Regions from separate parts of the Mus musculus genome. Here region 2 is linked to region 1. A link is a loop called in an ENCODE intact Hi-C map of the cell type or tissue named here. Cell type or tissue: left cerebral cortex. All regions are shown on one strand. Links, peaks and the distances in the headings refer to the core of each region. The heading gives the core; the rest is flanking DNA. Region 1 holds the start of Rtca (RNA 3'-terminal phosphate cyclase). Region 2 overlaps Mfsd14a (major facilitator superfamily domain containing 14A).

The links. Hi-C counts contacts between places; a loop is a spot of excess contacts. Peaks named below come from ENCODE experiments on the same cell type or tissue, not always from the same donor. Only the 100,000 strongest peaks of a DNase experiment are listed, where the experiment ranks them.
Region 2: it touches region 1 in a loop (3-fold over the local background); 1 of 42 quality-filtered maps calls a loop at or near these places.

Annotation. Positions count from the first base shown.
Region 1 is chr3:116,506,999-116,509,814 of GRCm38, reverse strand. Rtca (RNA 3'-terminal phosphate cyclase) reads left to right here and starts at 1,640. Exons shown (of 11, transcript NM_025517.3): 1 at 1,640-1,870; 2 at 1,964-2,064. The coding sequence starts at 1,826. In left cerebral cortex, for the core only: a CTCF peak has its summit at 1,562 (motif pointing left); a DNase peak (open chromatin) is centred at 1,630; H3K4me3 peaks cover 1,429 bases; H3K27ac peaks cover 1,038 bases.
Region 2 is chr3:116,636,132-116,638,947 of GRCm38, reverse strand. Mfsd14a (major facilitator superfamily domain containing 14A) reads left to right here. Exons shown (of 12, transcript NM_008246.2): 9 at 2,558-2,670. Among named protein-coding and RNA genes, the nearest start is that of Trmt13, 23 kb to the right of the region's middle. In left cerebral cortex, for the core only: no CTCF peak of the experiment used is centred there; no DNase peak of the experiment used is centred there; H3K27ac peaks cover 304 bases.

The sequences.
Region 1 (2,816 bases), core at 118-2,617:
GCCTATACTCACTCCTTCAATGCAGGTTACAATATCACTTACAGCTTTTTGGACAGTTTCTACCTCATACTTCTATCTTGTCCACTTCCTTCTACCACCCAAGTAACAGCAGGAGTTCGGCTTTAGAAAGCATAAGCTGGGGTCGAGACTATAGCTGTTTGGTACAGTGTTTATTTGGCATGCATCAAACCTCGACATCAGCCTCCAGCACTGTGATTAATAAAAACAAAAAGGATTAGCTTTCTTCAGAGGGTGTTATATTTATGTAATAGGAATCTAATATGTATGATAATCAAGGTACCACAGGGAAGATGGCTGCTCTTCCATAGGACCCAGGTCAGATTCTCACCCGTGTGATTGGTGGCTCACAATCCTCTGGAATTCCAGTCACAGGGAATTCGATACCCTCTTCAGGCCTCTGTGTACAGATGAATGTGTACACATTATGCCCATTCACATAATAATAATTTTTAAAAAGTACAACATGTATATTCGCACAGCAGCCTTGCTTCAATGTCTTATTATTTCCTGTCTGTAAAATTATATCACTGGTATCTCCTTTTTTTAGGTTCTTAGGCCGCTAAACCATCTTCTGTACACTATAATGGGTTTGTGCCTCTCCCTTTGGTTTAGCGGACCATGAGACAAGGAAGTTTCTCTGAGTCTCATGCTAGGCCATGGGAAAAGCCGGAGTTCCCGAGCCAGCCGGGGGGCAAGTTTGTCATCCAAGAAGAGATTTTTTTTTAAAAAAAGATTTATTTATTTATTATATGTAAGTACACTGTAGCTGTCCTCAGATACCCCAGAAGAGGGCATCAGATTTCGTTACGGATGGTTGTGAGGCACCATGTGGTTGCTGGGATTTGAACTCAGGACCTTTGAAAGAACAGTCGGCGCTCTTAACCACTGAGCCATCTCGCCAGCCCCAGGAAGAGATTTTACAGTTCTAAAATCTGCTAGACCACTTTGCAGAAGAGATTGAGTCGATGGCAGGTCAGTGTTGGCCTGGACCACACCTAGATTAGGACTGCTTGCATGTGAATCACTGTTGCTCTCTACTTAAACCTAAGCTTTCCATCAGAACCCTGAAGATAGACTAGGTTTATTTATTTATTTTTTTCTCTTCCCAATGGGACCACACGTAACAGATCTCTTCTTTCTGCCTTCCATTAATACTTATTTCTTGGCTTGGCTACTGAGAAGGTGTTGGCTGAGCCTACTTTGTTAAGGCCTGCCAGGGGCCAGGCTCTGACGGTAACATTTCAAGTAACCATTCACATCTTGGAGCACGTTCCAGATTGATTTAAGTAATCTACATGCTTCCAAAATACTGTGTTAGTACAGTATCGAAATTAGGCGACAGTGATGTTTCATCACACAATTCAGCCTCATTTCCCAGTCTTTGAGGTACCCGAGGATGCTGGAGAAGGCAGTGCTTACACATGATTGGGAAAATAAAATACCAGCCTGGGGGATAACTGAAGAATGTACCTGTTGGGGGGAAAGGGCTTCTGGAGCCTGAAGGTTTTGCTGTGTCACCCCCTTGTGGCCAGCCCAGTTCCCTGCTAGTTTGGGTACACAGTCGCACAACGCCCCGCGCGGCCTCTCTGAGCGCTGGGTGGAGCGCATGCGTACAGCTGCCGGCAGGGTCCCCTGGGGAATTCGTTTCCACAGCAACAGTTTCCCGGGAGGCGCGGGTTCTTTCTCCTTCCGGCGAGCTCGGCCCGGAAGCGCACTATCAGGCCTGCGGGCTTGCGGGCGCCTCGTCTTTTGCCGGTTGCAGCAGGGACGTGGTCGCTGCCGGCCGGGCTCAGAGGCGCCCGCCATGGAGGGCCAGCGGGTGGAGGTGGACGGTGGGATCATGGAAGGGGTGAGTGTGGGACTGCTAGGGGCCGGGGCGAGCCGTGGCGGCGGGGGCCTCCATTCAACCTCTGTCATTTCTCCACCCCGGTGCTCTCTACAGGGCGGCCAGATCCTCAGGGTCTCCACCGCCCTGAGCTGCCTCCTGGGCCTACCCTTGCGCGTGCAGAAGATCCGCGCGGGCCGCAGCACGCCGGGCCTCAGGTACTGCGGGCGGGCGGGCGGGCGGGGAGTTTGGGTAGGGGGCCTGGGAGCCCGGAGATCGGAGCCCGGGTTCTAGGGGGGAGGAGGCCCGGGCGGCAATTAAGAGTGCGGCCTTTGCTCTCCGTTTCTGTCCATAGGGCAGGCCGCTAGTTGTCCTTAGGACGCCTTGAAACAGGGTAGCTTGTCCATGTTCTTGTCATGGTAGGTTTATTGTTAATTGTTCTTGCAAGATATCATCTAGTCCAGGGTAATCCGGAACTTCTCTGCTAGGGTGAATAACCTTGAACTTTCGATTCTCCTGTTTCCACCTCTCAGATGCTATAATTACAGCTGTGTGCCACCATGCCCAGTTTATGTGGTTCTGGAAATAAAACCTAAGGCCTCCTCCACACTGTGCACGCCCTCTACCCACTGAACTACATCCCTGTTCCTCTAATCTCACCCTCTCTTTTCATAAGAATAGCAGTCAAATTGTATTACCGCACCCCCTAATAGCCTCCCTTATGTTGATTGTACCTTTAAAAGGCCTGTTTAAATGATCACATTTTGTGTGGGTTGAGGCCTCAAGGTGGGAATTTAGGGATGAGGAGTACATAATTTAGGTAGTACTGGTGTCACGGGGTGGTCATTGAATGAAATCAAAAGCCCCAGACAAAGTTCTCCTGTTGGAAGACATCACACTTGTTTTCTGGCCATTGCTTTTGTAACTGTCATAGAGTGGGGTATAGGCAGTCTGATGGCACACGTTTTGA
Region 2 (2,816 bases), core at 220-2,719, 130 kb before region 1:
GGTTGAGTGATGGGCCGTAGGTGTTGTTTTATAAGAGGCTTTGTTGGTAGCTGGGATCTCCTTTGGGAAGTGTCAGCTTCCTGAGCCTCACATCCCGGAAGAGTGCACGCTTGTGCCCAGAGCTGGCCCTTCAGCTGGGTGCCTGCCTCAGGCTGAGGGGATTTCATCAAGGTGATTGTCTTTTAGCAGGGCATATCACTCTGGGGGCACCAATGCCGAGGGCCTGCTTTCTACCCTGTGAGCCCCTAGAGCAGAGGCTCTCAGCGCGTGGGCCATGACCCCATGGGGTCACAGATCAGCTGTTTACATTATAAGTTATAGCAGCAAGATTAAAGTTATAAAGTAGCAACAAAAACAGATGGATAAGGTTGGGGATCAGCACAACATGAGGCTGAGAGCCACTGCCCTAGAGTCTTAAGAGGAAGCAGGACTTTTGAGGTGTAAGTACTATGTTTAGGGATGGCCTTGAGTGCACTTTCCCAGAACGTAAGAGGGTGTAGTGAAGAAACTATGACTATTCACTAGGAGAAAGTCTTTATTGCAGGTACGAGAGAACAGCCAAGGGCGTTTGGAAGAGACCAGGGCAGAGGCTAGGAATCGGGACTAACGAGAGACTAGGAGGCAGTGGGTGTGAGGAGGAGAGAAAGGAGGGCACAGGATACTTGTGAATAGGACTGAGGAGCCAGGAGGCCAGTGAGCCACTTGTCCCTTTGCCAGAGGCAAGGGAAGTGACTCCTTATGACAAACAAGTTTCACAAGTTCTTGTGGGATGCTGGATTTATAGCTCTAAGACTTAGCAGTTTGGAGTTTACAAATTCTAGTCGTCCTAATATGTAAGTTGTCACGTGTAATACTGTCTACCCACAGTATAAGGAAGTGGATGGAGCATACCCAAAATCTTATTAGAGGAAATAAAAGTTGAAATTTTCTCATACATGTGAAATACTAGCTTTATCCAGTTTTTTTTTTTTCCCCGTGAATTGATCTTATCCTGGCAAGCTACTGGGTGGGGCATTTTGTGGCGTGGCTACCAGAGTCTAATCCCACAAGGTGGACAGGCCCAGGGACTTTGTCCTGTATGCTGTGCACTTCTACCAGAGTCTTAGAGAAGAAAGCTGAGTCTTCAGATGTTTCTAGGAGTCTGGTCCAGTGGTCATGGGTTCTCATTTGAAAATCCTTCTAGGAATCTTTTTTTGAGGCAAGGACTCAGAGATTCTAACTCATGCTAACCTAGAACTCAGCTGTAGCCTAGGCTGGCCTCAAACATAGGTCAGTTCTCCTGACTAGCCTCAGGCTAGAGACCTGAGTCACCACACACCTAGCTGTAAAAGAAGTTTTGCTTTTGTCACCAAACCTCATAAAAAGTTAAATGATTAAATTTCAACTTTCATTCTAATTATCTGATGTGTCAGGAAGTAATGAGAGTGATTTGGGTACCGCTTCTACAGACTTAGTCATTTTGTGCGCATGTTCCACAGTAGTTAGAGTAGCAAAGTTAGTTTTGATGCCCTACCTAATCCCTGCTGAATTTCATGTACGTTAGAACAATGGGAATGTCCATCTACCGATAAAGCCATTTATGAGATGCTTCCTATGTGCTAGGCACAACTCTAAGCACTTCATATGATTCATTTCATCATCCAGTATTGAATTCTGAACTTGCTGCTGTTAGTTCTACTTGGTAAGAAAAAAACTGAAGTGGATTCATCCAAGATCTCAAAGATTGTGCCCATCATGTCTTTACAAACTCTGTGCTCTTAAATATAAATTGCCTGAATCTTACTTCATAGTTCATAGAATCCTCACAATTTCAACAGCAGGCTTAGATGAAGTTTATGCGGCCATAGGATAGCATTGAGGTATATCTTTGTTTCTTTTGTATTTCTGTGATGAGACACTATGACCATGCCAATTTATAGAAAGTTGAGTCTGTGGTTAACAGTTCCAGAACATAGAAGCTGGTGGGGACATGGCATCTGCTAAATAGGCTGATGCTGAAGCAGTACTGAGAGCTTGATTGGTCCACATGCAGGAGCAGAGTGCTGAGAACAGTGGGGTGTTTGAGGTCCCAAAGCCCACATCCAGTGGCATCCCCCTCCAACAAGGCCATACCTAATATTTTTCAAACAGTTCCACCAATATTGGGGCCAAGTATTGAAAACAGATGATTGAAGGGGGCCGTTCTCATTCAGAGCACCACAGGGCTCACGTGGCTTTGGATTTCCTTCAGGCTGTTAGATGATGGTCCTCTCCATCAGGAGCCCGGAGGTGTTTGTCAGTGTGGGCCTCTGTAGGTGTTAAGTAAGGAGATAGAAAGTGTGACTGGAGCTTTCTAGCGCTGACTCTGCACGTGGGTTAAAAGCTACTTCATTAGAGGAAAGAAACACTTTTTCTTGTCTCTTTTTAAAGACTTTGTGACATGGGCCAGCAAGATGGCTCTGTAGGTAAAGGTACTTGCCATCAGGGAGAAAATCAGTTCCTGAAAATAAATAAATGCAAGTTTTTTAAAAGAGAGGAAAAACAAAACTCTTTTGTGATAACTGTGTTTGTCTTTCAGACCATAGTCTTGAGTTTACTCATGAGGTCAATTGGAAATAAGAACACCATCTTACTGGGTCTGGGATTTCAAATATTGCAGCTGGCATGGTACGGCTTTGGTTCCGAACCTTGGTAGGTATAAATGTTGGGATGTTATAATTCTTCTATATTCTTTGGAAGTTTTATTTGTATGATATAATTTGTCAGCCCACTACCACCTGCTTCCCGATCCTTTTCCAGCTCCACAACACACCTTTGTCCCAACGTCATAGACATGT